Regions from separate parts of the Homo sapiens genome. Here region 1 is linked to region 2. Evidence: read pairs that join two places in POLR2A ChIA-PET (ENCODE). Cell type or tissue: PC-9. All regions are shown on one strand. Links, peaks and the distances in the headings refer to the core of each region. The heading gives the core; the rest is flanking DNA. Region 1 holds the start of LOC105370408 (a long non-coding RNA gene). Region 2 has its middle 26 kb from the start of DHRS2.

Evidence for each region. Peaks named below come from ENCODE experiments on the same cell type or tissue, not always from the same donor. Only the 100,000 strongest peaks of a DNase experiment are listed, where the experiment ranks them.
Region 1: POLR2A ChIA-PET joins it to region 2 with 23 read pairs; 2 of 35 experiments call an interaction of 5 or more read pairs at or near these places.

The regions. Positions count from the first base shown.
Region 1 is chr14:23,687,378-23,702,745 of GRCh38, reverse strand. LOC105370408 (a long non-coding RNA gene) reads right to left here and starts at 10,015. Exons shown (of 3, transcript XR_943609.2): 1 at 9,774-10,015; 2 at 9,400-9,640; 3 at 3,812-5,889. It overlaps LOC105370410 (a long non-coding RNA gene), which reads right to left and starts at 3,275. Exons shown (of 4, transcript XR_943617.3): 1 at 3,215-3,275; 2 at 1,032-1,195; 3 at 817-894. It overlaps LOC105370409 (a long non-coding RNA gene), which reads left to right. Exons shown (of 6, transcript XR_007064083.1): 4 at 860-942; 5 at 2,039-2,206; 6 at 2,708-2,949. RefSeq lists an enhancer at 7,852-8,368. In PC-9, for the core only: no CTCF peak of the experiment used is centred there; a DNase peak (open chromatin) is centred at 8,025; H3K4me3 peaks cover 1,599 bases; H3K27ac peaks cover 4,582 bases.
Region 2 is chr14:23,603,149-23,618,516 of GRCh38, reverse strand. No RefSeq gene overlaps it. Among named protein-coding and RNA genes, the nearest start is that of DHRS2, 26 kb to the left of the region's middle. RefSeq lists an enhancer at 12,119-12,328. In PC-9, for the core only: no CTCF peak of the experiment used is centred there; a DNase peak (open chromatin) is centred at 6,936; H3K27ac peaks cover 726 bases.

The DNA of each region.
Region 1 (15,368 bases), core at 3,195-11,194, 85 kb before region 2:
GGAGCACACAAAGAATTCCTTTCTTGTCATTGTAATTACCTTACATAGGCATGAAACTTTCCAAACCTATCTAACATCAACTTTACATATTCATAATATTTTTTACGTACAGCCTTAACATTTGGTCTGAGACAACTTTTTAGACAATTTAGACAATTTTTCAAACTACTTTTTTGAGGAAGCAGAGTATTATATGGCAGCTACAGAATGATAAAGGATGACTGGAGAGTTTTCTCTTCAGAAAAAAGAACAAACTTTTCTTCATGTGAAAGGTAAACAGAGAGAGAGAAGTTCAGCAGCATAATTAATAAGATGGTTCTGCAATGTCTAATAACTTCTCCTTTTTGTTTGCCTCTGTACACAATAAAAGTGTTAAAGTATAATTTTCAAAAAAATGTAACATCATGACTCTCATGACTCTCAAGTTTTATTCAACTCAGGAAACCAATAAGATGTTATAACTGATTCAAAGAACATTTGAGAAGCTAGATATTTGTAGAAAATATTAGCATAAGATTGCTGGGTTAGAGACTGGTTAAAGTCCAACAAGAAAACAAACCAGAACCTTTAGGATCATCTGTTGTATTGGACAGAAATTATTCACATCTCAAACAAAAACCAAACATTAACTTTTGCCCAAAGACAATAGACAATAGAAAACTAAGCCCACTACACTGGTAAATGCCCTGTCATCTCTTCTGCCTATTTCCAAGTTTAAGAAAATTTTTCTGACAGAGTAAAAATTGTTTGGTAAGGGAGGAAGGTATAGTTGCCTCTGGAAATAAGGGAGCTAGGAAGGGTTCTTGGAGCCCATACCTCCTTCCTCCTGACCCAGGATGGAAAATGTCTCTTCCAACAGCCTTCCAAACCTGAAATGAACTGCTCCTTACAGAACTGCCAAAAGGAAGAAATAGAAAAGAAAAAAGAAGCAATAGGTCCAAAGTAAGTCCAAAACCCAATAAGGCAAACAACACTGTCTACTCATTAAATACTGAGGCTTGAGAATAATCTTATTTGGCTCCATGTCTCACCTTTTAGACACACTGGGGCAGGGGTTGTCCCCCAAGGCCCTGGGCAACCCAGCCCCAAAATTTATTCTCTCACAGTTCTGGAGGCTGGGAAGTTGAAGATTAAGGTTCCAGCAGAGTCTGTGTCTGGTGAGGACTTTCTCTCTGTGTCTACATTGCTGCAACATCTGGAGGGGACAAATATTGTATCTTCACATGGCAGAAAGAATGGAAGGAAAGAGCTCACTGGTTTTCCTGGGTACATTCCACACTGCAGCTCTCATGGGTTGTAGTCTTGTGCCTTTTAGCTTTCACAGGCTGGCGTTGCATACTTGTGGCTCTACAATCCTGGGGTCTTAAGGATAGCCTCACTCCCACCACTCCACCAGTCTGTGGTGGCCCCACTCCTGTGGCAGTTCTCTGCCTGGGCCCTGAGGCTCTCTGGGGCATCCTTTGAAATCTAGGTGGAGGAATCCATGCCCCCCAGGTCTTGTGCTCTGTGTACCTGCATAGTTAGTACCATGTGGAAACTACCAAGGGTTATTCCTGTGCCTTCTGGAGGGGCAGCCCAACACACCAACACCACTTCAGCCAATCCAGGGCAGCCAAGGGATGCTGCACCAGAATGTGAGGAGCAGAAACTTGAGGCAGCCCTGGACAGAGAGTTTGGAGGTCCCACAAGTTCCCTGGGCTTCTCCAGCACCATGCGCCCTTCCCTTGAAACCATTCTGCCCTCAAGGCTCTAGCACCCTGGCCCTATGATGGGAATGGCAGCCTTGAAGATCTCCAAAATGCCTTCAGTGGCATACTTCCATTGTCTTGATGAATAGCATCTGGCTTCCTTCTCTTCATTCTAATCTCCTTATCAAATGTTCCCTTGAGCACACCATTTGGTGTTCTCTCCTGCATATACCTTTTATTTCCTTACAACCTACCTGGGCTAAGATTTTTCCAACTCTTTAAGTTCTGTTTCCCTTTTAATTATAAATTCCATCTTTAATTCATTTCTCTCTCTTGCATTTTACTCTAAGAAGTCAAGAGAAGCTATGCTGTACCCTCAACACTCTGCCTAGAGATTTCTTCCATGAAATATCCTAGTTCACATCTGCCTCCTGCAAACTACTAGGACATGGACACTGCTCAGCCAAGTTCTGTGCCAATTTGTAACAAGAATGGCCTTTCCTCCTATTTCCAATAAGGTATTCCTCATTTCAATCTAAGACCTCCTCAGAATGGCCTTTACTGTCCATATTCTGTTCACAACATGCGGTTCATGACCTCTTAGATAATCTCTAAGAAGATTGAGGCTCTCTCCACAGCTGCCCTCTTCTGAGTCCTCATCCAAATAGCCCTTTATGGTTCAGCCTCTACCCATTACCCAGTTCCAAAGCTGCTTCCACATTTTTAGGTATTTGTTACGGAAGCATCCCACTTCTTGGAGATAGTGACAAGAGGCAGGGAAATTCTGGGCAGAAGAGGGTGAGTCCATGGCCCACTTCTTGGAGACAGTGACAAGAGGCAGGGAAATTCTGGGCAGAAGAGGGTGAATCCATGGTGAGGGCCCCACCCACAAGCTGAAAAGCCTAATACCACGGCCCAAAGTGAGAAGTTTACATCCTGTTTTCCCACTCAAATGTTGCCTTTTCCAAAACCTCCCATGGCCTGCCCCACCCCCCATCCTATTCCCATAAAATCCCCAGGCCCCATCAGCAGAGGGAGGAGAAGAGGAGAAGCAGCTGGACATCAGAGACTATGGTTGGACATTGGAGAGAAGCAGCTTGACTTCAAAGGGACGGCTTGATGGCATTGCTTCGGAGAGGAGTTCAGCCAGGGACAGCTGGACTCTAGGGGAATATTATCTTCCCACACCATCCACTTTTCAGCTCCCCTTCCCACTGAGAACCACTTTCATTGGCAATAAAATCCCCCACATTTACCATCTCCAATTTGTTTGTGCAACCTTATTCCTCCTGGACACTGAATAAGAACTCGAGTGTCAGTGCAAAAGGCTGTCACACTGACCCTCCACTGAGCCGTTAACACTTAAGCCAACCGCGAATGGCAAAGCTAAAAGAGCACTGACTGTAACACTCTTTCTAGGGCTTCAGGGATAATGGGCACCCCCATAGATGCTGCCGCGAGGCCACATGGAGTTTTGCTCCTGCCGGTGGCCAAAAGCACTCACCCCGGCTCCTGCACCCACTCACCTGTGCTCCCCCTCCTGTGAGGGGTGGAATGCAGTGGGACCAAGCAAGTGGAGTCCACTCTGCTGGCACCAAAGCAGCTGACTATTTCTAGTGCCTATGCACTCCAGTTCCTGCCCACGAAAAGGTCAGGGAAATTTCCTGCTTCATTGGCACCAATTTATGACTTAGTCCATTCCTGCTGCTATCACAAAAGATCTTAGACTGGGTAATTTATAAACAGCAGAAATTTATTATCTCACAGTTCTGGGAGCTGGGAAGCCCACTATCAGGGAGCCAGTGAATTTGGTGTCTGGTAAGGGCTTACTGTCTGTGTCCAAGTTGCTGCGACCTCTGGAGGGGACAAACACAGTGTCCACACATGACAGAAGGGATAGAAGGGAGGAACTCACTACCTCAAACCCTTTTATAAAGGCATTAACCCCATTCATGACAGTGGAATCCTCATGGCCTAATCACCTCCTAAATGTCCTGCCTCATAACACTGTTGCACTGGGGACTAAGTTTTGACATGAATTCTTGAGGCATGCAAATATTCAAAGCACAGCAACAGCCTTCACTTATGGTGTTGTGGGAAACTGAGGACCAGAGAGACTGATATGAGAGTATAGGAGGATTGTTTATTTTAGGTACACACTGGCTCAGCGGACTCACATCCACAAAGCTGAGCATTAAACAAAGACAGAATCGGGTTTTTATAAGTGGACTTACAATAAATAAAACAAAAGCAGTTAACCAAATGATAGGTCATATAATCTATAGCATAGCATAACTTGTGGCCTTGCATAGGTGGTGGCCTTGTAGCTGCATTGAAAGAAAAACAACAACCGGCTAAATACAGACATTTGTAAAACATAATCATGCTTAAGAAGACTGGGAAAGGAGTAACAGTAAAAGAATTTGTCTTTCTTTTTTTTCCTTCAACCTTGCTCTGGTGTTGGGGGGTATCTGGAGTCCATTCCTTTGGCCTTGGTTTCTCAAACAGTATTATCTTATTACTGTCCTTGAAGTGAGCTTGCTGCACTTTCCTCTGCTAGGCAGAGGAAAACTTGTTCTTTTCTTTTTAACCCTTGCCTTTTCTGTTACTTTTCTTGGAGTGAATGAATGCATATTTATTTTTAAATTTCTGCCTCAGTTTCCCCCCTTTGATGCCTTTTATAAAAGAAGTTTAATAGAAGGCATCACTATTACTTAGTTCTGCCTGAAGGGACGAGTTTTCTTATTTAGACAAAGGTTGATATTTATGCAGAGCCATTAGCTGAGTGGTAGTTTGCCTAGCTACTATTGCCTCTATACTCGATTGAATGCTTCTAACAAGGAGAGGTAAGAGACAAGGGAGTATTAGGCAACTTCCTAATATGGCCAGAACCACTCCTATTAAAGTCTTGAACCCTCAGAAAAATAAAAACCAAGCCTCCAAAGAGAGAATCTGGAGACCACCCTTTCCAAGTTTGAACTGGAACATGGGCTAATTTTCTCATTCTTGCAGTTATTTCCATAATTGCCTTTCCATTGTCATCGATTTCCAGGCAGCAATTTGTTAAATTGAACTTTCCACATACTACTCCTTCTAGGGCTAGGAGATAGTCTAAAGCTAATCTGTTCTGATAGATAGCGTTCCTCATTTTTGTGCCTTGCTGGGCCAGACGGGTCTGGGTTCCCTTTTTGATAACATATATGAAGGTTGCTGGGTATGTGTGTATGTAGACATGTAAGGAGGAACCTGCAGTCCACCAGCATTTTGGTAAGCATAATTGACCTTTGTTGTGGCTAGGGTGCCATGATATGCAATACCAACAATCTTTCTCTGGGGTCCCAGGGGAACAATGTGGAGTTGCTCTTGGCGTGCATACATATTTGTAGTTATTTCTATAGTATCTTTCCAAAGGTAGGTTACCACAGATGGGTGAGTCTTGGTATGCTACCTAACGAGCATCAAAATACAGAGAAATAGTCCCTCAGTAAAAGGGAGGGACCCTGGTTTGGTTTAAGAGGAGACCTTCTTTTGACTGCACGAATTTCAAACCATTCACCAGGTGAAAACTTGGGGTCATAACATACATAAAGTTGGTTATTTCCTGGGTCACAAACTGAGTAGGTGGTTTGACTATAAGTACAAGTTCCTAAGCGATTCCCCATACACCCATAATAAGTATGGTACAATAGAGTTTTAGTTATGCTGTTCCCTGACCAAGTAGTATGTGTACGGTGGAGACACCCTTCTGTGGGTGATTCTTCTAGCATGGTTAAGGGGGGTAACAACAGCAAAGCAATGTACAGCATATTCATATCCAGCAAGGACAAAAGAGGTCCTTACCTGGGGAAGAAGATTGAGCACAGCGACGGAACAATAGTAAAACAGTATTACAGGAAAACTACTAGTCCTAAGATTTCTAACTACATTTACTTGCTTGACAAGTCCTCAAGCTTCAGCTGTGCATAGACTAGTCAGCTTCTGGTGTGTGACTAGAGCAGAGCTTGTTGTTTCCTCAAGCTTCACCCGTGTGTAGACTGGTCAGCCTCTGGAGTGACCAGAGCAGGGCTGTTGTACTCAGCAGCAACTCAGTCTTGTCACAAGATCAGCCGAGTCAAATGGTCTGGGTCCTGCTGGCTGGTTCACTTGTCCTGAGCTGCCGGTTTCAGCCAACTGTGGTGGATCCAAGACACAACAGCTGCAACTTTAACAGCAGTGGGAAAGGACAAGATTACTGTATGGGGCCCATCCCACATGAGTCTTAGAGAAGTTGGGTTCTACTTTTTAACCTAGAGTTACCAGGTTTAAAGGGGTATCAGGTTTTTAGGCATTTTTTTCATGTACCTAATTATGAACACTTTGCATGGCTATTTCTGCATTTGTTTTCTTAAAGTTAATTCCCCTAGTTCCTGGAGATCATCTTTAATTTGACTTATGATTTGGGGGTGGCCCACCGAACAAAATCTCATAGGGTAAATACCCAGTTTGTTTGGTGGGGGTGCACCTGACTCAGAGGAGGACCATAGGCAAAACCTGATCCTATCTCAGATGAATTTCCTGGCAATATTTCTTCAGTAGCTGCTTGAGTGTCCGGTTCGTGGTTCCACTTTTCCTGAACTTTGTGGCCGATAGGCTGTGTGTAACTTCCATTTTATTTTTAACAGTCTTGTTAAATCTTGCACTATTTCAGCTACAAATGCTGACCCATTGTCTGACTTTAAAGTTAGAGGCAGTCCAAACCCGGGGATAATGTCTCTTAACAGTACTTTAGTCACTTCTCGTGCTTTTTCTGTCCTAGTGGGGAAAGCCTCACTCCATCATGAAAAAGGTGCAAATAAACACTAGCATATACTGCCAGCCTCCAGCATGGGGCATTTCGGTAAAGTCTATAAGCAAGTTTTTCACAAGGCATGAAGGCATGGCTCCTTCTCAGTTCAGTGTCCCAGAGGAAGGATACTTTTTCTTCCCCCGACCCAACCTTTGTAACTTTATATAGTGGCTTAGCCATCAGTGAGAAATTTGGGATCCAGATGTGGCAGAATCCTGCTGCCTTCAACTTCTAATGTGACCACGGGATCCTGGAGGCTTAATGAAAAGGAGCCTGGTCTGTCCTAGTCCTCATACCCTTCAGCTCTTGCCAGCCCAATCAGATCAGTATCTGGTTCCTCTAACGTGCGGCAGCCCTTGGCCAATGACTTCTTTATATCACAGCATTTACCACTCTCTTTATTACCTTCTGGACATTCATCCTTCCCGTGTCCTTTCTTTTTGCATCCCGCACATTAATCTCTTTCTAGCCTTGTCTGGCTCTTGAATCTCTGCCTAACTTGACCGCTTCCACATCCACATTTGCGTCCACGTCCTCTCACATTGCTAATCTCTCTATAAAGACTGCTGCCAACAGATTGGCCTTTTTCTTAAGCCTTCAATCTGCTTCCTTTTTCCTTCCTGAGTTCTCCTGTTCCTAAGGCCAGCGGGCCAGGCAATGACACCGGCCCCGCCCCCACGCACACACTGCCGTAGGTCTCTCCTGTTTCTTTCGGATTTCTGTTTTTACTTTCTTCTTTCCCTTCTCACATTTACTCTTTTGGGCTGGGTGGGGTCTGCACAACCGTAGTCCCCCTGGGCCATCATTGGCCCAGAGGCTTGGGAGATGCCTGCCGCAAAATGTCAGAATTATGCCCTTCCATCTCCTTTGCTCTTCTCCCGGTGCTGGTCCCCCCCTCCCCCCTCTTTTTCCAGATAGAGCCGGGCTGGGGAAAGGGGCTTAACCCTTGGCGTGCCTAGCTGCCTGGCACCACACTTGTTGCTTTTGCTCTTTTCTGTTTTGTTCTCTGGTCCTGATTAACGTACACTGAGTGGCATTCATGCCTGCAGCTTCTGCTTGATGTTACCCTGGGCTTGCCCTTCCAATGCTGTGTTTACCATGTGCTGATTTTCAGCAGCCTCAGGGTGAAATGGGGTGTAAAACCAGAATACTTCACAAAGTCTCTGTAATACTTCACAAAGCCACTGACTTAGGCTCTCATCACCTCCCTGAAGCACTTTTGAAATCTTCCCTATATTAATTGCTTTCTATCAGCTCTTATCCCTTGCAAAAGCGACCTTTTGGTACCTCTGCAAACGCTGAAGTTGTGTTGCATCCACCAGGTCCCAGTTGGGATCTTGGTCTGGGAACTGACTCTGAGCACGTACCTGAGCATTCACTGCATCTTCTGGTGCATTGGCTTCTAGCCAGCAGAGAGCTGCCTATGTTACTCTCCTGCACTCCTCAGTGTTAAATAATGTGAGGAGGAGCTGCCTGCAGTCTGGCCCGGTTGGATTGCATGTCAGAAAGATGGATTGCATCAGATCTGTAAGAGCTTGGGGCTTCTCCGTGTAGGAGGGAATGTGGCATTTCCAGTTTAAAAGATCAGTGGTTGAAAAGGGCTGGTAGATGAAAGTTCATTGCCCCCTTGAACCTGGCCTTGATCATAATAATAGATGGGTCCTCGCACCTCCCTGAGAGGCATTTGCATAGCTCAAGCACAGCCAGATCTGAGACTGCCTGCTTGACTATCTTGACTTCCTTCCCTGGCCTCTCGAGGCTCCGATTCTGCCCTTTGGGGTGAAACTTGGGGTGTGTTAGCTCCTGAATCTGGTTCCTGGGGGGCTGTTAGCCTTGGCAAAGGGGGGTAGGCTGGGACGAATCTCTGTTCCCTCTGGCAGCTCCTGCAAAACTGGCTTCTCTTGCTCTCTCTGGAACTTCCCCTTTAACTCTGTGTCTGCCAGTGAAGCTGCTAAATAGGGCTGGATCCAGGCTGCTCTTGTCTGTGCTATATTTAACCATGAATCAATTTAAGGAAATTTGTCTGGGTACCCTGGCTGTCCTCCAAGCCCTGTCACCACCTTAAATGCACAGCCAATTATCCCTATCTATAGTTCTTTCAGTCAGCCACCCAACACCAAAAGAAGGCCACTCTAATTCACAGAGAGTTCTCAATCTTTGGGGGTTTAGCTTAAGTCCATAATCCCTTGCAAAATCTTTCTTAAGGTTCTGTAACATGTACTCCAATGGAGTAACTTTTGATGACTTTCCTCCCATTCCTCCCTTTACGACACAGCACAATCACTCTTGCACACTCACTGTTCCTCTCATTTCGGCCGAATATACCATCTCCTATTATGGGAGTTTTCAGATGCTGCTTGGCTTTGCAGAGGTCCTTATTCTCACTGCAACTCTGAGCTATGGGGCAGCTCCTATTAGCCATATGCAGATCACCACTAGTCTTAGTTGGCCCCACACGTTCTTGGAGGATACAGTCCATGCTAAGAGATCTGTGACTCCCCACTTCACAGCTGATGAGCCTAATTAGGCCCCTCCATTCACACACTTCCACACACTTCCCCACTCCCAGTTCCCGTGTTTGTAATTGGGGTGGCAAGCCACTCTCACCCCCTCTACTTTCCCAGTTGGGGTGGTGAGCCACTCTTGCCACCTCCAGTTTCCTAGTTGGGGTGGCGAGCCACTCTTACCATCTCCAGTTTCCTAGCTGACTTAGCGAGCCACTCTCGCATCCTGTGTCGACTGGGGTGTGAGATTCATCCGAATTGATGAGCTACTCCTGTTGCCCCCAGCCCCTCTGGGTCGAACTATTCGGCACATCCCAGGAGGTGATTAGGCTCCCCTTCCATCCCCATGGGACAGGTCCTGCCTTGGGCCCTAAAACCTTACCGCAGTTCCTGAAGGGTGCTGTTTCTGAAATTGTCCTGTAGCTCCTTTCAGGTTCCATTGCACTGCTGGGTAGGGGCGCCGGGTCAGGGGAGAGCTGATTTCCTCTCCGGGCTGAAGTTCTTCCAGTGGTACCTGGGGTCACAGGTCTCCTGAGGCCCAGGGCTCCAGCGCCCAGAGCCAAAGGAAACAGTAAACCTGCTGTCTCTGGTCCTTTTGTGGTCACCAAAAATGTTGCAGGAAACTGAGGACCAGAGAGACTGATATGAGAGTACAGAAGGATTGTTCATTGTAGGTACACGCCAGCTCAGTGGACTCACATCCAAAAAGCTGAGCATTAAACAAAGACAGAGACAGGTTTTTATAAGCAGACTTACAATAAATAAACCCAAACGTTTATCAAATATGATAGGTCACATAATCTATAGCATAGCATAACTTGTGGCCTTGCATAGCTGGTGGCCTTGTAGCTGCATTGAAAGAAAAACAACAAGTGGCTAAATACAGACATTTGTAAAACATAATCATGCTTAAGAAGCCTGGGAAAGGAGTAACAGTAAAAGAATTTGTCTTTCTTTTTTTTTCCTTCAACCTTGCTCTGGAGCTGGGGGGTGTCTGGGGTCCATTCCTTTGGCCTTGGCTTCTCAAACAGTATTATCTTATAACTGTCCTTGAAGTGAGCTTGCTGCACTTTCCTCTGCTAGGCAGAGGAAAACCTGTTTTTTTCTTTTTAACCCTTGCCTTGCCTGTTACTTTCAGAGTGAATGAATGCATATTTATTTTTAAATTTCTGCCTCAATAGGAGGGGGTGGGGAAAGAAGAGAACTCCTCACAGTCAGATTTATAAGGCAGTGGGAGAGGCCAGATAATTATTTCTGTCTCCTCTACAAAGAGGGAGAGCGAGGTGGAAAAGGAGCAGGCTTAAGAAGACTGTCCTGGGCTGAATTGTGTCTATCTGCCAAAGCCTAACCCCTGCCACCAATTCATACATTGGAGTCCTAACCCCAAGTACCTCAGAATGTGACGTATTTGGAGGTGGGGTCTTTAAAGAGGTAATGATCGTTAAATGAGGACATTGAGGTGGGCCCTAATCTAATATAACCAATGCCCTTATAAGAAGAAGAGATTAGGATGTAGACACACATGAGGAAAAACCATGTGAAGACAAAGGGAGAAGATGGCCATCTAGAAGCCAAAGAGAGAGGCCTGAGAAGAAATCAACCCTGAAAACACCCTGATTCTGAACTTCTATCTTCCAGAACTGTGAGAAAATAAATGTATGTTGTTTAAGCTACTCAGATTATGGTGCTGTGTTATGGTAACCTGCTATGGTTTGAATGTGTCTCCTAAACTTTATTTGTTGGAACCTAAATCCCCAAATTCATATGTTTATGGCATTTGGAGGTGAGGCATTGAGAGAAAATTAGGATGAGATAAAGTCATCAAGTTATGCCTCCATTATGGGACTGGTGGCTTTATAAAGAGAAGAAAAAAGACCTGAGCTGACATACTGTTGCCCCCCTGACAGGTAATCCCCTCTATCTTTTTATGATGCAATAAGAAGGCCCTCGCCAGATGTGGCCCCTCAAGCGTGGACTTCCCAGCCTCCAGAACTGGAAGAAATAAATTTCTTTTTAAAATAAATTACTAGTCTGTGGTATTCTGTTAATAGCAATAGAAAATGGATTAAGACAGAGCTTTAGTTGGGCCAGGCATGGTGGCTCACCCCTGTAATCCCAGCACTTCGGGAGGCCAAGGTGGGCGGATCATGAGGTCAAGAGATTGAGACCATCCTGGCCAACACGGTAAAACCCCGTCTCTACTAAAAATACAAAAAAAATTAGCTGGGTGTGGTGGTGCATGCCTGTAGTCTCAGTTACTTGGGAGGCTGAGGCAGGAGAATGGCTTGAACCTGGGAGGCAGAGGTTGCAGTGAGCTGAGATCTCATGACTGCACTCCAGCCTGGTGACACAGTAAGACTCTGTCTCAAAAAAAAAAAAAAAGACAGAGCTTTAGCAAACTAATACAACTGGTGGTTTAAATATGTGTTGATGGGGAAGGGAAGTGGTCCTGAGTAAGATCATGTGGAAAAGGTGACGAGTGATATCAAAAGTCAATTTACATTAAAAGCCAAATTTGTTAAGTGAATTTCTACAACTTTCCACAACTTAGCTATGGAAGAAAGGACATTTGGATTGATCAGGCACAAATATTCTCCCAACAGTGTACAGTGAAAAAGAAGTGAGGAAAGCAATTAAAGAACTTACAAGACAGTAACTGAAGGGATATATTGTGCAGTCTAGGCTATATAAAGAAGGAAATAAAATGAGAGAGGGATTTACAGATTAGGACAATACAGAGAGGTCAGGGAACAAGAATTCTCTGTAATGTTGAAGAGCTGATGTAAAAGGAAATAGAGCAGAAACCAGTGGAAAAGCAAGAATTCGTGGCCAGAGAGTAGGATGTATACATTTAATATTTCAAGATAGAAGGGACCTGGGTGATGACAAGTCTAAGTCACCAACACAATTGGAAGTGGCTGAAGTGAAGTTGAGCTGAAGCTCACTGGAACTGAGGATGTCAAAAAATCATAAGGCTAAATATTAAATTAGTTGAACAAACAATTTACCCAGGATGAAGATAACACTTCAGGTAGGGATTCCATTTCAAGATGGCTGAATAGGAACAGCTACAGTCTGCAGCTCCCAGTGTGATTGACACAGAAGATAGGTGATTTCTAAATTTCCAACTGAGGTACCTGGTTCATCTCATTGGGACTGGTTGGACAGTGGGTGCAGCCCACAAAAGGCAAGCCAAAATAGGGCAGGGCATCACCTTACCCGGGAGCACAAGAGGTTGGGGTATTTCTGTTTCCTAGCCAAGGGAAGCTGTGATAGACTGTACTTGGAAAATCAGGATACTCCTGCCCAAATACTGCACTTTTCCAATGGTCATAGCAAATGGCACACCAGGAGATTATATCCTGCGCATGGCTTGGCAGTTCCCATGCCCATGGAGCCTTGTTCACTGCTAGTGCAGCAGTCTGAGATTGACCTGCAAGGCAGCAGCCTGGAAGGGGGAGGGGTGTTTGCCATTGCTGAGGCTTGAGTAGGTAAACAAAACAGACAAGGAAGCTCAAACTGGCCAGAACCCACCGCAGCCCAGCAAGGCCTGTTGCCTCTGTAGATTCCACCTCTGGGGGCAGGGCATAGCTGAACAAAAGGCAGCAGAAACTTCTGCAGACTTAAATGTCCCTGTCTGACAGCTCTGAAGAGAGCAGTGGTTCTCCCAGCACTGTGTTTGAGCTCTGAGAATGGACAGACTGCCTCCTCCAGTGGGTCCCTGACCCCTGTGTAGCCTAACTGGAAGACATCTCCCAGTAGGGGCTGAATGACACCTCATATAGGCAGATGCCCCTCTGGGATGAAGCTTCAAGAGGAAGGATCAGGCAGCAATATTTGCTGTTCTGCAATATTTGCTGTTCTGCAATATTTGCTGTTCTGCAGCCTCCACTGGTGATACCCAGGAAAACAAGGTCTGGAGTGGACTTTCAGCAAACTCCAACAGACCTGCAGCTGAGGGACCTGACTGTTGAAAGGAAAACTAACAAACAGAAAGGAACAGCATTAACATCAACAAAAAGGACATCCACACCAAAACTCCATCTGTAGGTCACCAACATCAAAGACCAAAGGTGGATATGGACAGAGGAAGGGGAACATCACACACCGGGGCCTGTTGTGGGGTGGGGAGAGGGGGGAGGGATAGCATTAGGAGATATACCTAATGTTAAATGACTAGTTAATGGGTGCAGCACACCAACATGGCACATGTTTATATATGTAACAAACCTGCACGTTGTGCACATGTACCCTAAAACTTAAAGTATAATTTAAAAAAAAAAAACCACAAAGATGGGAAGAAACCAGAGCAGAAAAGCTCAAAATTCTAAAAACCAGAGCAACACTTCTCCTCCAAAGGATCACAGGTCCTCTCCAGCAAAGGAACAAAGCTGGATGGAGGATGACTTTGATGAGCTGACAGAACTGGGCTTCAGAAAGTCGGTATTAACAAATTTCTCCAAGCTAAAGGAGGATGTTTGAACCCATCCCAAGGAAGCTAAAAACCTTGAAAAAAAATTAGACGAATAGCTAACTAGAAGAAACGGTGAAGACAAGACCTTAAATGACCTGATGGAGCTGAAAACCAATGCATGAGAACTACATGACGCATGCATAAGCTTCAATAGCTGATGCGATCAAGTTGAAGAAAGAGTATCAGTGATTGAAGTTCAAATTAATGAAATAAAGCAAGAAGAAAAGAGTAAAAAGAAATGAACAAAGCCTGCAAGAAATATGGGACCATGTGAAAAGATCAAATCTACATTTGATTGGTGTTCCTGAAAGTGACGGGGAGAATGGAACCAAGTTGGAAAACACTCTTCAGGATATTATCCAGGAGAACTTCCCAACCTAGCAAGGCAGGCCAACATTCAAGTTCAGGAAATACAGAGAACACCGCAAAGATGCTCCTCAAGAAAAGCAATCCCAAGACACATAATTGTCAGATTCACCAAGGTTAAAATGAAGGAAAAAATGTTAAGCGCAGCAAGAGAGAAAGGTCAGGTTAACCACAAAGGGAAGCCCACCAGATTAACAGTAGATCTCTTGGCAGAAACTCTACAAGCCAGAAGACAGTGGAGGCCAATATTCAACATTCTTAAAGAAAAGAATTTTCAACCCAGAATTTCATATCCAGTCAAACTGAGCTTCATAAGTGAAGGAGAAATAAAATCCTTTACAGACAAGCAAATGCTGAGAGATTTTGTCACCACCAGGCCTGCCTTACAAGAGCTCCTGAAGGAAGCACTAAATGTAGAAAGGAACAACAGGTACAAGCCATGGCAAAAACATGCCAAATTGTAAAGGTCATCTATGCTAGGAAGAAACAGCATCAACTAACGGGCAAAATAAACAGCTAACATCATAATGAGAAGATCAAATTCACACATAACAATATTAACCTTAAATATAAGTGGGCTAAATGCCCCAATTAAAAGACACAGACTGGCAAATTGGATAAAGAGTCAAGACCCATCAATGTGCTGTATTCAGGAGATCCATCTCACATGCAGAGACACACATAGGCTCAAAATAAAGGGACAGAGGAAGATCTACCAAGCAAATGGAAAAAAAAAAGCAGGAGTTGCAATCCTAGTCTCTGATAAAACAGACTTTAAACCAACAAAGATCAAAAAAGACAAAGAAGACCATTACATAATGGTAAAGGGATCAATTCCCTTTACCATTCCAACAAGAAGAGCTAACTATCCTATATATATATGCACCCAATACAGGAGGACCCAGATTCATAAAGCAAGTCCTTACAGACCTATAAAGAGACTTAGACTCCCACACAATAACAATGGGAGAGTTTAACACCCCACTGTCAATATCAGCCAGATCAACGAGACAGAAGGTTAACAAGGATATCCAGGAATTGAACTGAGCTCTGCACCAAGAAGAACTAATAGACATCTACAGAACTTTCCACCCCAAATCAACAGAATATACATTCTTCTCAGCACCACACCACACTTATTCCAAAATTGACCACACACTTGGAAGTAAAGCACTCCTCAGCAAATGTAAAAGAATAGAAATCAAAACAAACTGTCTCTCAGACCACATTGCAATCAAATTAGAACTCAGGATTAAGAAACTCACTCAAAACTGCACAACTATATGGAAACTGAACAACCTGCTCCTGAATGACTACTGGGTACATAACGAAATGAAGGCAGAAATAAAGATGTTTTTGAAACCAATGAGAACAAAGACACAATGTACCAGAATCTGTGGGACGCATTTAAAGCAGTGTGCAGAGGGAAATTTATAGCACTAAATGCCCACAAGAGAAAGCAGGAAAGATCTAAAATTGACACCCTAACAGCACTGAGAGGCTGAGGCACG
Region 2 (15,368 bases), core at 3,617-11,616:
ACACTTCGGTTAACATCAGTAAGTTGCCAATGGATCTGGGTTCTACTCCACATCTTGGCACTAAAGGGCCACCTCCCTATGTCCCCTTTATAAGGTTGCCAGACTTGCAAATCAAAATACAGGATGTCAGGTTAAATTTGAATTTCATGTACACAACAAATAACCTTTTTGTATAAGTATGTCCCAAATATTGCATAGGACATACTTACATTTAAAAAAAACTGATTTGTGTTTTATTTGCAATTCCAACTTAACTAGGTATTCTGTATTTTATCTAGCAATCATACTCCTTTGCCCTAGTAAGGATTTTCCAGAGAACAGTAACAATTAATTGATCTGAAAAAAATATCAAAATTGTATAAATTTTGTACATCATCCAGAAGAAAAGTGAAGACAAAATATCCTTTATAAAATAGATTTAAATGACACCAGTAATGAGTACATTCTCCCTGTAACCATTTACAAAATATAGATAAAGCAAAAGTTCTCCAACATTAAGCCACCAGATCCCTGTACTCTTCCAAAAAGTAAGCACAGTTAATAGTGTGTTCTTCTAGAGCTTTTCTATGCATTTGAATATATATATGTAAGTATAGAATATGTAGGCTTGTTCTTTGTGTGCGTGTGTATCATATTGTAAACACTGTTGCATTGTTGTACAACTTTTTGCATGGCAATATATATCTATCTCATTGCTTTGTAAAGCTGCCTAACATTCCACAGAATAAATATTACCCTTGTTTAACAGTTATCAATGTGTGGTTAGGGAACCCCTTGGGGAACCCTTTGTAGGGTTCCAAGAGGTCAAAATTACTTTCATAATAGAAGTAGGACATTATTTGCCTTTTACACCCTTACTCTCTCACAAACATACAGTGGAGTTTTCCAGAGGCTACTTGGCAAGTGATGACACCACTGCTCTGACAGCTAATGAAATGTGTATGTATACACTGTTTTCCAAATTTTTCTAAAGAAGTAGATTTAGGGTATACAAATATGCTTGTTTGGAGACAACTCAGTTTCTTCTTGTGTTCTTACCGTGTTCTTCCTAGCTGTCTTCAGTTATACCTGCTATAATTGCAATACTATTATCTAATAAATTTTTATTTTGAAATTCTGAAGTTTTTCTTACATCTGAAAACACAAGAAACAATACACTTTGTCTTGTTTTGTAATAGCATTTTTTAAATGTTTTTAAAACCCTAATGAATTGTGTAATTTTAACCAAAATTGTTATTAGACCATTTCTTTACAATATATTTATTCTTATAGTCAAGGATTTATCATTGGCATAAGATGGATTGATTAGATTTGCTTTCTCAACCCACAGGTGCACCGTCCCAGTATAAAAATACTGAAAAAAAAAATGAAATTAGGCCAGGTGGAGTTGCTTACACCTGTAATCCCAGCACTTTGGGAGGCCAAGGTGGGAGGATTGCTTGAGTCCAGGTGTTCAAGACTGGCCTGGGCAACACATCAAGACCCCACCTCTATTTATTTTTTATATCAATTTAATTTAAAAATAAAATAAATAAATAATAAAGTTTTTAAAGATGAAATTGGCATATCAGGGAGTTGTCTGACTAGCGGAAGGGAGGGATATACTCTGAAGAAACTGTGAAAAACTAAATAAAAACCAAAAATATAATGAAATCTATATTTCCCTCATCTATATGTATAGTAATAATTCAACTTATTATGTCTTATTCAACAGAATATTTTGAAGAGTATTTTAGCAATACTATTACTAAACTTATTTGTTTACTCTAATAGTTAGTTGCAGCATCACTTTGAGACCAATCATTTAGAGTTTAGAGAAAAACGAATTAAGCATTTTAAATGTAGATATGGTGAGCTCTTTAAAATCCAAAAATTGTTAGATTTTCAAACTGGCCATGAAAAAGTTACTGAAGCTTCTCATAGGGTAAGTTATTGTATTGCATTAGCTGGAGAAGCCCACACAAAGGCTGAGAGATAATAAAGCCTTATACATTGACATCACTGAAAGCCTGCTGGATAAAAATCAGTGAAAGAAATCCTAGGGGCTGCCACTTTTCAACAACACAATCACTCGTCAAATTAAACATGTAGCTGCAAACATGAAGACTGAGTTAACCTCTTGTCTACATAATTGCACTTTTGCCTCACACATGGAGACTTGCTGTTTTCTTGTATTCCTCCAGTGTCAGCACCAACTAATCATTTTCTTTTATGGGAATACTTGGCAAAAAAAAAAAAAAAAAAAACACAAAGGGTGGTAAAATTTTCAGTGCTGACTTTTTTTATTTTCATGGTTTTTTCTAGAACAACAGTTCTGATATTTTCTTCGATGACACAAAAGCAATGGTGGGTAAAACTGCTGGCATTTAGCACAAATCAAAGCAGTGGCACCAAACTGTCCCAGTCGTCATTCTATTCCCTAATGCCACACACTTGCAATGAGGGGGAAAAGCCAGTTTCACTTCCAGTTATTTTCTTAAATCTTGATTCAAGAGAACATGTCTTTTCAACAATCTTTGTGAAGAAATGGGAAGTATACATTAAACGTTTCTGCTGCATACTAAAGAACAATGGTATCTCAAGAAACAGTACTCGTGCAACCATGCAAGATAGCTGAACTGTGTATATTTTTTATGAAACACGATTTTTAGTGGAAAGAATGACAAACTATGATTATTCAGGTCTGAGTATTTTGCAGGCACTTTCTTAGAAATGCAAAGAGAATCTCACTTCAAGAAAATTAGTTGACGATATTTGCTGCCAGTAATAAAATTTGAACTTTCCAGCGAAACTAAGAATTGTGAAAAATTTGTATCTGCCATCATGAACTTGACAACTGCCTGATTCTTCCAATGAGATCTTCCAATGAGTTGCAGTGGTTTGTACCTGTGAAGCACCTAGCAGCATACCTGGAACATAGCAAGCAGTGATAGGATGATAACTCTCTCTCTCCTCTTTTTTTTTTTTTTTTTTTTTTTGAGACGGAGTTTTTCTCTGTTGCCCAGGCTGGAGTGCAGTGGCACAATCTCAGCTCACTGCAACCTCTGCTTCCCAGGTTTAAGCGATTTTCCTGTCTCAGCCTCCTGAGTAGCTGGGATTACAGGTGTCTGCCACCACACCAGGCTAATTTTTTATTTTTAGTGGAGATGGGGTTTCACCATGTTGGCCAGGCTGGTTTTGAACTCCTAACCTCATGTGATCCACCCACCTCAGCCTCTCAAAGTGCTGGGATTACAGGCGTGAGCCACCGCAGCCAGCCCTTTCTCCTTTCCTTTCCCATATGTTACATGTCTGGCCCCAAATACTTCTGGCCACCCCATGCCAGAGCTGGGAGAAGGCCAGGGTAAGTTATTGTATCGCGTTAGCTGGAGAAGCCCACACAAAGGCTGAGAGATAATAAAACTTTATACATTGACATCACTGAAGGCCTGCTGGATAGAAAGTCAGTGAAAGAAATCCTGGGGGCTGCCACTTTTCAATGACACAATCACTCATCAAATTATTTGTATCACCTGTATGTCCCACCCTGGCTCTCACACCCCTTGGGTGGTATAGGATGGCAAGATGAGGCAGTCTGTTGCCCTACAAAAGATGAGAGAAGGGAATCTGGCGCCATCACTCCCAAACTCCCAGGGACTCATTTAGAGGGCCTCCCATTTTCACTAAGCCTTTAATCTGTTTCCTAACCTGTACCTGCCCACCTTCCTGAACCCAAATGACCCTCTCCCCTATAATGCCTTCCCACCCTTAACCTCCCAGGTCTGAGTTGCCCACTTGGCAACAGAGGGGCAGAGCAGTAGGTTCGAGATTGCCCTAGGGGCATCTGGGACTGCCTGGGCATTCCCATGCAGAGCAGGACAAATAGCCAAGCCCCCGGACAGAGCTTCCCCCAGATCCCCATCACCCTGCCCTGAGGAAAATGACCCAGAGAGCACTCCCACACAGCCACCCACTTCCCACCATCCCCTGTCAGCAGGCAAAGAGCTCCAGTTTCTTCCTCTGGGACACTATACATAAACAAGGGTCTGTCAATTCCTATCCACCCCCAAGCCCTCACCAGGTGAGTACAGCTCAGGCTCCTGGAAACTAGAGGTTAATTCATGGAAAGATTGATGGTATGTCCTCCAAGTCTGCATGCCAAGGACCTTCAGGAGCCTTTCCCCCCATCCCCTTCTTTCCTGAGGATATATTCTGTCTGTAAATCCTAGCTATTGATTCAACAAACTGTTGCCAAGTCATACGTTATTTTATTTTTCTAGGAATTGGTAAGGTGTTCATTTCACAATATAAAACACAGAACATCCCCAGGACTCTCCTCCACCCCCTGTGCTCCTTCCTGCCTTCCCTCTCCCTTTACTCCCTCCTGGGTTCCAGTATCAGGAGTGTTGATTAAGTCAGCCTCCCCATAAACCTCACACATTACACAGAAACTAACTCAAAACGGAACACAGACTTAAAGGTGAAACATAAAACTATAAAACATTTAGAAGAAAAAATAGCCTGTTAGTATGGTAAATTGCATGGACTGATTTTTGAATATTGAATGAGACTTGCATGATTGGTCATGGTATATACTGCTTTTTATAAACTGCTGAATTCTATTTGCTAATATTTTGTTAAGGGTTTCTGCATCTACATTTATGAGGGATATAGGACTGTAGCTTTCCTTTTTCTTTTTTTGTACTGTCTTTATTTGGTTTTAATATCAGCATAAAACAAGTTTTATAAAATGAATTGGGAAATATTCCCTCCTCTTCCATTTTCTGGAAGAGATTATGTGGAATTGGGCAGATCTCTCTAGTATATTCCAGAGGGGACAAGTGTTTCTTTCTTTCTTTGTTTAACAATGGTTAATGATTAGCTTGTGGAGGTGAGCCACTTATCTAATACAAGGTTCAATTCTACCCTATTTGTTTTTGTTTGCATTTTGAGATGAGGTCTCGCTCTGTCACCCAGGCTAGAGCGCAATGGCATGATCATAGCTCAGTGCAACCTCGAATTCCTGGGTTCAAGCAATTCTGCCTCAGCCTCCCAAGTAGCTAGGACTATGGGCGTGCACCACCACAACTGGCTAATTTTTTAAGTTTCTGTAGAGACAGGGTCTTGCTATGTTGCCCAAGCTAATCTCGAATTCCTGGCCTCATGCAATCTCCCACCTCAGCCTCTGAAGGTGCTGGGATTACAGGCATGAGCCACCACACCCGGCCTACCCTATTTGTTTTTATATATCTATGATTCTACTGTAGCTTTACCATGTGCCAGAAACTATTTTAGGCACTTTGTAAATATTAAATCTTTTACTCTTCATAACAACCATTTGAGATAGGTACTAGGATTGTTCTGATTTTACAGATGAGGAAACTGAGACACAGAGAGATAATGTAATTGGCACATGGTCACATAGCTAGTAAACAGCCCAGGCTTCTCTTCCCTTAACCACAGTGCTCTTCTGTCCACAGAAGAGGACATTATTATTATTATTTTCCTACTCTAGATAAGGAAACTGAAGCCTAGAGAGCTGAAGTGATTTGCCCAACTGAATGTAACCAAAGTAGAATTCTTGATTCCCACCCACCTCTCTCTCTACATCTCCCCATCTCCGAAAAGTGTTCTAGCCAAAAATTTGAGTGTCCCTTGAGTTTTCTCTTCACCTTACCTTCTGCTTTTAATCCATCAGCCAATCTTGTTGATTTTGCCTCCAAAATATGCATCAAGTTCTCCGCTTCTCTCCATCTCCGCCGCGCTCTCTCATCTGACCACTTCATTCCACTCATACACTCTCACAAGCTATTCTCTTTCCACCTGCAGACAGCATTAGCATTTTAAACATCAGTCTCCACTGCTTAAAACTCTGCAATGGCTTGCCATTGTACTAAGAATCAAATCCAAATTATTTCCCCAACTTACAGAGCCCCCACGGTGTCTGGCCCCAAGCTCTTCCCAGACCATCCTACTGCACTTTCCCCTCCACCTGCGTGCTTCAGCCTCCAGCCGGCCAGGTCAGGCCTGCCTTCACAGTCCCTGTATCTGCTGGCCCTTGAAAGCTCTTCCCACAAACACTTCATTGCTGTTAAATGTCAACCCTCATAGAGACATTCCCTGTTCACCTGGTATGAGACAGATCCTCAGCAGCGCTCTCTCCCACTTTTCTCTTTTATTTTCTTCATGGCACTTATCACCTGCCTAATATTTTTTGTTTGTTTGTTTAGGTTATTTCCTCACCTACTGGAATGTAAGCTCTGCAAGCTTATACTAATAACTAACACTTACGTAGTCCTTATTTTGTGCCAGGCACTGTTCTAAGTACTTTATATGTGTAAACTCACTTAGTCTCCACCACTATCCTGAAAAGTTGCACTCTGAACATCTCTGTGTTTCAGAAGATAAAACTGAGCAACAGAGAGGCAAGGTAACTTATCTATGGTCACACAGCTTGTAAGTCGTGAAGCTGGGATGCAAGCCCAGGCAGTCTGGCTATGGAGTCTGTGCTCTTTTTTTTTTTTTTTTTTTTTTGAGACGGAGTCTCGCTCTTATCGCCCAAGCTGGAGTGCAGTGGCGTGATCTCGGCTCACTGCAACCTCCACCTGCCGGGTTCAAGCAATTCTCCTGCCTCAGCCTACTGAATAGCTGGGATTACAGGCGTGTGCTACCACGCCCAGCTAATTTTTGTACTTTTAGTAGAGACAGGGTTTCACCACATTGGCCAGGCTGGTCTCGAATTCCTGATCTCAGGTGATCTGCCCACCTTGGCCTCCCAAAGTGCTGGGATTACAGGCATGAGCCACCGTGCCTGGCCGAATCTGTGCTCTTAACCCTCATCCTTTATGACCTTCATGGGAGTGGGGTGCTTATTTGTATTGTTCTCCACCAAGTTTCCAGCACCTGTAATAGTGCCCGACAGAGGGGAAGCACCAATAAATATTTGTAGAATAAGCAAATGAATGTTGTATAACTGGTTTAAAGATAAAGCTTGCCTTTGAACCAGATTGGTCGGGCTCCAAAACCACACTCTCCAGAGTATGGGATTGTAGTATTTCAATTTTCAACTCAGAAATTCACTGAAGCTTGCCCTCTACTCTAAAGATGTCTACAGTCCTGTGGGGAAGGCATATTTAAGTAACTACAAGCCAGGTAGAAAAACTGCGGTGTCACAAGGAAAGGGCACACAAAGTGCCATGAGGGAGTGATAACTTTTAACTAGTAGCTCAAGGAAGGATTTGAGGTGAAAGTGGCATTTGCACTGGGTTTGGAAGACTCTGGACAGGCAGAGATGAGAAGGAGCATGTAACTGAAACTACAAGTTGTCTCCTAATGTCTGTTTCCTCTTCTTCCACAGTAATCATATTCCAAAATGTTAGCTGTGCAATTGACCACTGAGAATAAAGGCTATATTTCCCAGCTGCCCTTGCAGCCAGGCACGGCTACCTGACCATGTTCTGCATAAAAGGTTATAGAGAAGTCAGGGATGAAACTTCCATGAGGTGTTCTCAAGTGGAAGGAGCATGCCCACCTCCTTTCTTTGTCTCCCTCCTGCTGTCTAGAACATGACTCTGATGACTGGAGACAAAGCAGCTATCTTTGGCCTCAGAAGGCACATGTTGAGGATGTGGACTACAATGTTGAGGCAGTCTGATCACGAAGGCACGATATGAGGCCCGCTACAGTCTTGTTTAAGCCACTGTTACAAGTGTCTTAGGTTGGGTTACCACAGCAGATCCTAAGACAAGGCTTTATGTGCAAGTAGTTTATTAAACAGATGCTCCCAGCAGGGAGCAATGGCTCCTATCTATAATCCCAGAACTTTGGGAGACCAAGACAGGAGGATTGCTTGAGGCCAGAAGTTTCAGACCAGCCTGAGTAACATAGTGAGACCCCTGTCTCTACAAAAAATTTAAAAATTAGCTGATCAGGTCATGTGTGCCTGTAGTCCCAGCTACTCAGGAAGCTGAGGCAGGAAGTTCCTTTGAGCATAGTAGTTTGAGGTTACAGTGAGCTATGATTATGCCACTGCACTCCAGCCTTAGTGGCAAAGTGAGACCTTGTCTCAAAAATAAAAATTAAAAAAATGCTCCCAGGAGAAACCAGTAAGGGAGTGTGGAAAGTAAGACAGGGAAGGGAGGAGGACAAGCAAGGGAATGTTTCAGCAAAGCCCCAGCCTTAGCCTGGTCCCAAAGGTCAGTTCTGGAGTGTAAACTACACCTCACAGTTTGCCCAGATTTCAGACAATGGAACTAGGCTGTTACCTAGTTCAGCTAAAGGCTGCCCCTGCTTCTCTCGATGTGCAGAAGCTGTGGGAGATGATTAAACGGGTCACAGGGGCTCTGGTGCAACCTCAATGGGCCCCTTACACTGGGTTTTCTCTCACTCATAACTTAACCTAATCCTAAAAAGTACCAAAAACATTTCTGGCAGAGGGGAGAGTATAAATAAAGTGCACAGAACCTGAAGGAACAAGAGGCTATATGAAAGTATTGGAAAGGAAGAGGACAGGAAAGAAAGAAATAGGAAACAAATTTGGAAAACCAAACTGTAGTCACTGGGACTTGATATGGTTTGGCTGCGTCCCCACCCAAAACTCATCTTGAATTGTACCTCCCCACATCTCGCTTCTGCACTGCCCTAGCAGAGGCTCTCCATGAGGGCCCTGCCCCTGCAGCAAACTTCTGCCTGGACATCCAGGCATTTCCATACACAGCAGTCGGGGCCTGGAAATGTAGGGTTGAAGCCCCCACACAAAGTCCCCACTGGGGCACTGCCTAGTGGAGCACCATCCTCCAGACCCTAGAATGGTAGATCCACCAACAGCTTGCACCATGCACCTGGAAAAGCCGCAGACACTCAACACCAGCCCATAAAAGCAGCCGGGAGGGACTTTGTACCTTGCAAAACCGCAGGAGTAGAATGACATGGTTTGGCTATGTCCCCATACTGTTCTCATGATAGTGAATAAGTCTCACGAGATCTGATGTTTTTATAAGGGGCTTCCCCTTTTGCATGGCTCTCTATCTTGCCTGCCACCATGTAAGAAGTCCCTTTGCTCTTCCTTGGTCTTCTGCCATGACTGTGAGGCCTCCCCAGCCATATGGAACTGTGAGTCCATTAAACCTCTTTTTCTTTATAAATCACCCAGTCTTGGGTATGTTTTATCAGCAGCGTGAAAATGAACTAATACAGAACTGTATAAAATTTTGAATTTCTGGCCAATGCATAAACAAAGGGAAACCAAAAGGACTTTGAATCTGATGATTCAGAAGATTAATCTGGCAACTATGTGTGAGAGGAATTGGAATGAAACTTGTGTAGGGTAATACCCATTATGAGGTCATATCTATAATCCAGGCAAGAGGTAATGGTGGCACAACCCCAGGTGATGGTGCTGGGAAGGGAAAGTAGAGAATAGTTGCGAAGTCTTACAGAGAAAGATCTGGTCTTTCTAAATGCTTTGACACGAGAGAAAAGAGACAGAGAGGATCCAAACATGAAGCCAGGGACAATGGTGGCATTGCCAACAAAAATAGGTAACAGAGGAGAAGAAACAAGCTTGATAGAAAATATGAATTCTACCTATTGACATGGTGACTTTGAGATGAAGGGAAGCCTTCTAAATGGAGTTGTCAAGAAGGCAGTTAGAAATGCAAGACTGATAACAGAATTCAAGCATGGAGCCATGGATGTGTGCATTGTCTACAGAGATGTGATAGAAGCCATGACTGTGGATAGGATTACTAAGGGAGGGAGGGCAGAGACAGAAGAGGAAAAGGCCAGTATAAGATACTTGTAAGTTGTGCTGTTTGCCTGTTGCCTCTTGGGCCCATGCCACCCTCCCCTGTGGTGTGAGGGCCAAGGGACTGCCAACAGCCTTTCCCAGACTCTCTCTTGCCAGCTGGCTTCCTATTCAATTCTGCTACTAAGAGGCACTGAGACGTGGCTGAAGGACATAGGGTGAGAGAAGGGTTTTCCTCCTGTTTCCAGCTCCTGTCAATGTCCCTCCAGGAGGACTCTAGCCTAGGGCTTAGCAAACTTTTTCTGTAAAGAGCTGGACATGAAGTAGTTTAAGCTTTGCAGGCCATATGGTCTCTGTTATAACTCCTCAACTCTGCCATTGTACTGCAAGAGCAGACATAAACAATATATAAATGAATAAGGATGACCACATTGCAATAAAACTTTATTCATGGACACTGGAGTTTGAGTGTTTTATAATTTTCATGTGCCATGAGATATATCTTCCTTTTCGGTTTTATTTTCAGCCATTTTTAAAATATGAAGAATATTCTTTTTTTGTTTGCTTGTTTTTTGAGATGAACTCTTGCTCTGTCACCCAGTCTGGAGTGGAGTGGCGCAATCTCGTCTCACTGCAACCTCTGCCTCCCGGGTTCAAGCAACTCTCCTGCCTCAGCTTCCCAAGTAGCTGGGACTACAAGTGTGCACCACCATGACTGGCTAATTTTTTTTTTTTTTTGTATTTTTAGTAGAAACAGGATTTTGCCACATTGGCCAGACCGGTCTCGAATTCCTGACCTCAGACCATCCACCCGCCTCGGCCTCCCAAAGTGCTGGGATTACAGGCGTGAGCCCCGTGCCTGGCCAAAATGTGAAGAACATTCTTAGCTCGTGGGCCATGGAGAAACAGGTGGCAGCTGGATTTGGCCTATGGGCAATAGGTTGCCCGTGCTAGCTCCCAATTCTTCAGACACTCCTGGCAGCAGGTGAACTGCACCTCCTGGAGATACCAGCGCCCCAGAGGCTCAACCCCATCACAATGCATCCTCATTCTGTGGTCTGAACATGGGCCAGGCAAGGCTGAGCCTGGAGGCTCTGGTGGCCCCACTTCTTCTCTTCTGTCCCTCCAGCCCTGAGAAGGAACTCCTGTAGTTACCATATCTGGTCACTGCAGCATCTCCATTTGCCCTTCCAACCCTCCAACACTGGAGTAGTCAATTCCCTGAATACATCCCTTCTGTAAGAAATGCCTTGCATGGAATCGTTTTCCTGCTTGGACTCTGACTGACACAGAAATCCTTCCATTTTAGGGAGGGGAAGAAGAAAAGGAAGCCAAAAGGGAGAAGTCAAAGACTGAAGAGGCAAATTAGGAGTGTCCCCACACTGAAGGGAAAAGAAGCTCAGGAAGAAGGTCCTGGGGAGCAGCAGTTGCCACTGCTGAGAGGTGAAGAGGATGCCTGCGAAGAGGGTGATGAGCTGAGGAACTTCCAGAAGTCATCCTCAGGGGGTGGCAGGGGCCCGGGAGCTGGAGGCAGACAAGACACAGCCTCCTCTTGTGAGAGTTTGTGAGAGGCAGGGTCTGAGGCAGTCCCTTGTGATGCAGGAGAGAAGCATGGAGATGGCTCTGCCCGTGTCAGGACTGTCAATCCTCCCAGTTGGCAAACACATGGAACCCGGGGGTAGCCACCTTCCCTCCTGACTCTCTCCCTCCCTACACTGCACTTTCCTGGCCCTGCCTCTGATTACAGAACACACCTGGGCACTGGCTGAAGTTCCCTGCTCCTGCAGATATTCTTGTGGGTAAGCAAGCACAGGTGAATTACCAGGGATGCCCCTCCAAGAGCTGTCTTGTGAGCACAGAGGATTGTGGGTGTTTTAAACGTCTTCATGACATTAATTAATCCAGCAAATATTTATTCACCACCACCTGTGTGCTAGGCACTACTCTAGGTGGTATTGATACAGCAGTGAGTTAAAAAAATGCCTTCAAGGTGCTTATATTCTTGTGGGAGAGACAGGTAATAAACAAGTAGACATAAAAATGGCAGGTGCTGAGAAGTGCTCTGAAGAAAAATACAACAAGGTGAGGGGGACAGGGAGTGCAGGATGTGAGTGATTTTTTTCTCTGGCCCATATCAGGATGGCCTCTCTGAAGAGTTGACAAGTGAGCAGAGGCTTAAATAAGTGAGAGTGAAGAATGTTCCAGGCAGTGGGAAAAACCAAGGCAGAAGCAGGAGGTAGGAGAGTGTTTGGCATAGTTCGAGGGACAGCAAGGAGGCTTAGTGTACCTGGAGTAAATAGGCTGAAAGAGAGGGATAGGAACTAACTCAGAGAGGGTTAGGCTTTGAGTCACGATGAGGACTTAGCTGTTACTCTGAGCAGTGGGTTTGAACACAGAAGTGACACATCTAATTTTCATGTAAAAGATTGACCATGACAACTATGGGGAGAAGAAACTGCAAGATGACCCCTCCATTCTCAGAATGATGTTACTCTTCTAAAAATAGAGCTAGAAAGTCATATCCCACAAGTGTAGGTTGGTGCTCAAGTGGCTGAGTACAAGAATAATAGAAGAAAAGCTGTGAGTCAGAGTTGGCCACAACCTAAACATGAATTAGGAGTGTCATGCCACGGGGAAAACTCAAAAGGCAGACAACCCTGGGATGTGTTGGTATAGCCATGGGACACGCAAAGACTGGGACACTGACTTTGTGCGTGTTCAGCATAAGTGGGCTTCCTGCCATGCCTTCTGTTTGCAATGCTTCCCACCTGTCCCACAGTCTAGGCTGTACACAGGCCTGTCTCCCTCCACAAGCACTTCCTCCCAGTGTTTTTCCTTCCGTCTGTGTCTTTTGTGCTGTCATTCGGTCAGCAACTACCATGTATAAAACTTAATGAGCAGTGCCATGGGAGAGTCTCTGATAAGTGCTTGGAGCTCAAATCCTTTGTTAATTGTATCTAGACAGCTATGTCTGCTGTTGGCACAAATCTCTCTTGTTGGCCCCTTCAAGTTTATCCTCTAACTGTGGGCTTTTCTCCACCTCTTATAATTGTACTCTTGGTGGATTTTCCTATTTATGAAGCTCTATTGGAATATATGCCCTGCCAGAGAAAAGATCTTCTCTACTGTCAAGAATCACTGGTTTCAGTTGGGTCAGGACTGACAACCTAGCCTCTGTGTGTAGACAAGTGAAGACAATCAGGGCTAGGGTTGGCAGAATTGTGCAGGGAGTCGATATGTCATCTTCAACACCTGTACATTCACCTCTAAGCAGGGCCCTTTTTTTCTGGCAAGCTAAGGCCCTATGTGAATCAATGCAAGGCTTAAGCTTGAAGTACCTATAGCCAATCCCTGTCCCCTTTCCTGACAGGTAATGGCATCCAGAAAGAATGAAACCTTGAAGCAGAAGACATTGGGTGGCTGAGTCAGGGTGTGGGACTTGAGCCAGTTTCCACTCTGCAAAGATCGGGAAACAAGCACCCTCTCCATCTTCCCCAGCCTGGAGATGCCAGCCATGAGGACTCAAAGGGGTCTCTGGCCTGGCATTCAGCCTCCTACCCCAGAGCCCCAGGGAGAGTACTGGGGACTGGAAGCACCAAGCCAAAGGCTCTGAGAGGCCACAGTGCTTGGGGATTGAGGCTCTGAGCCCAGAAACTTTGCCAGAGAGCCACATAGTAGCTCCATAACCACCAACTCCCTGGAGCTAGAGGAAAGGAATGAAGGGAGGCCAGGTCCAAGAACTCCTAGACCAGTCCTGGTGGTGCACATCCTCAGGTACTTTCCCACATAATTATCTTAACAACCTGTGAGGTATTATCAGAGGTGTTTGAAGCAGAGCAATTCCATCTTGAATAGGGGCTGGGTAAAATAAGGCTGGGACCTACTGGGGTGCATTCCCAGGAGGTTAAGTCATTCTTAGTGACAGAATGACATAGAAGTTCAGCACAAGATACAGGTCACAAAGACCTTGCTGATAAAACGGGATGCACTAAAGCAGCCAGCCAGGCTGGGCACAGTGGCTCACACCTCTAATCCCAGTACTTTGGGAGGCCGAGGCGGATGGATCACCTGAGGTCAGGAGTTTGAGATCAGCCTGGCCAACATGGTGAAACTGTATCTCTACTAAAAATACAAAAATTAGCCGGGCATGATGGTGCACACCTGTAATCCCAGGTACTCGGGTGGCTGAGGCGGGAGAATCGCTTGAACTCAGAAGGCAGAGGTTGCAGTGGGCCAAGATCGTGCCATTGCACTCCAGCCTGGGTGACAAAAGCAAAACTCCATCTCAAAAAAAAAAAAAAGAAGCCAGCCAAAACCAACCAAAACCAAGATAGCAATGAGAGTGACCTCTAGTCGTCCTCACTGCTTATACGCTAATTATAATGCATTAGCTGCCAAAAGACACCCCCACCAGCCCCATGACAGTTTACAAATGCCATGGCCATGTAGGAAGTTACCCTGTATGGTCTAAAATGGGGAGGAACCCTCAGTTTTGGGAATTCTCCACCCCTTTCCCAGAAAACTCATGAATAAATGAATAATCCACCCCTAGTTTAGCATATAATCAAGAAATAACCATAAAAATGGTCAACCAGCAGCCCAAGCCACTGATCTGCCTAAGGAGTAGCCATTCTTTATTCCTTTACTTTCTTAATAAACTGTTTTGTTTTGTTTTGTTTTTTTGAGACAGAGTTTCACTCTTGTCACCCAAGCTGGAGTGCAATGGCGTGATCTCAGCTCACTGCAACCTCCGCCCCGCATGTTCAAGCGATTCTCCTGCCTCAGCCTCCTGAGTAGCTGGGGTTACAGGTGCGCACCACCACCCCCGGCTAATTTTTTTTGTATTTTTAGTAGAGACGGGGTTTCGCCATGTTGATCAGGCTGGTCTCTAACTCCTGACCTCGTGATCCACCCGCCTCGGCCTCCCAAAATGCTGGGATTACAGGCCTGAGCCACCACACCTGGCACATGACACCCTTTTTAACGGTAAGAAAAACTGAGTTTCAGTGAGGTTGCACAACATTCCCAAAGACACACAAGCTACAACCTGGCAGGGTCCTCCTGACTCCAGAGCCTGCTCAGATGTCCCAGAAAGAACCCCCCAGGAGCCTCATTAGGGGCCCCAGTGGCCTGTGAAGAACTGGTGGATAAACTCAGACCTAACACCAAAGCTGTGTCTAGAGAGGCAACTGCAGTCTAGAGAAGATAGGTTACTGACCTAAGAAACCACAAATTTCACCTTTGCTTCCTCTCCATCAGGTACCCCAGGCCTTCTGACTTTCCCACCCTAAAGCCCATCAGATCCCAAACCTATTTGACATGGTTTCTTTTTTTTCTTTTCTTTTAATAAAAACATTATGAACCTCTAAATCTACTTTAAGACATGGTATCTAATTAGCATAAATGCATTCCAAAGGGTGGGTGGTTCCAGCCCAGATGGGCTTCCAGATGGGCCTCTTTCCTCTAACTGCTGGTCCTTTGGGCACCCCTCCCACCAATACCTCCCTTCCCTTCTGACCAAATTCCGCTTTCCAGAGCCTGGCTCAAGTCAGGAACAGTCCTCTGGTCCCAGCACAGTTCTGCAGAGCTCCTGCACCCCACCTACCCTCCCCTGCCGGCCTCCTCCCTGCCCACTGTGGCCATT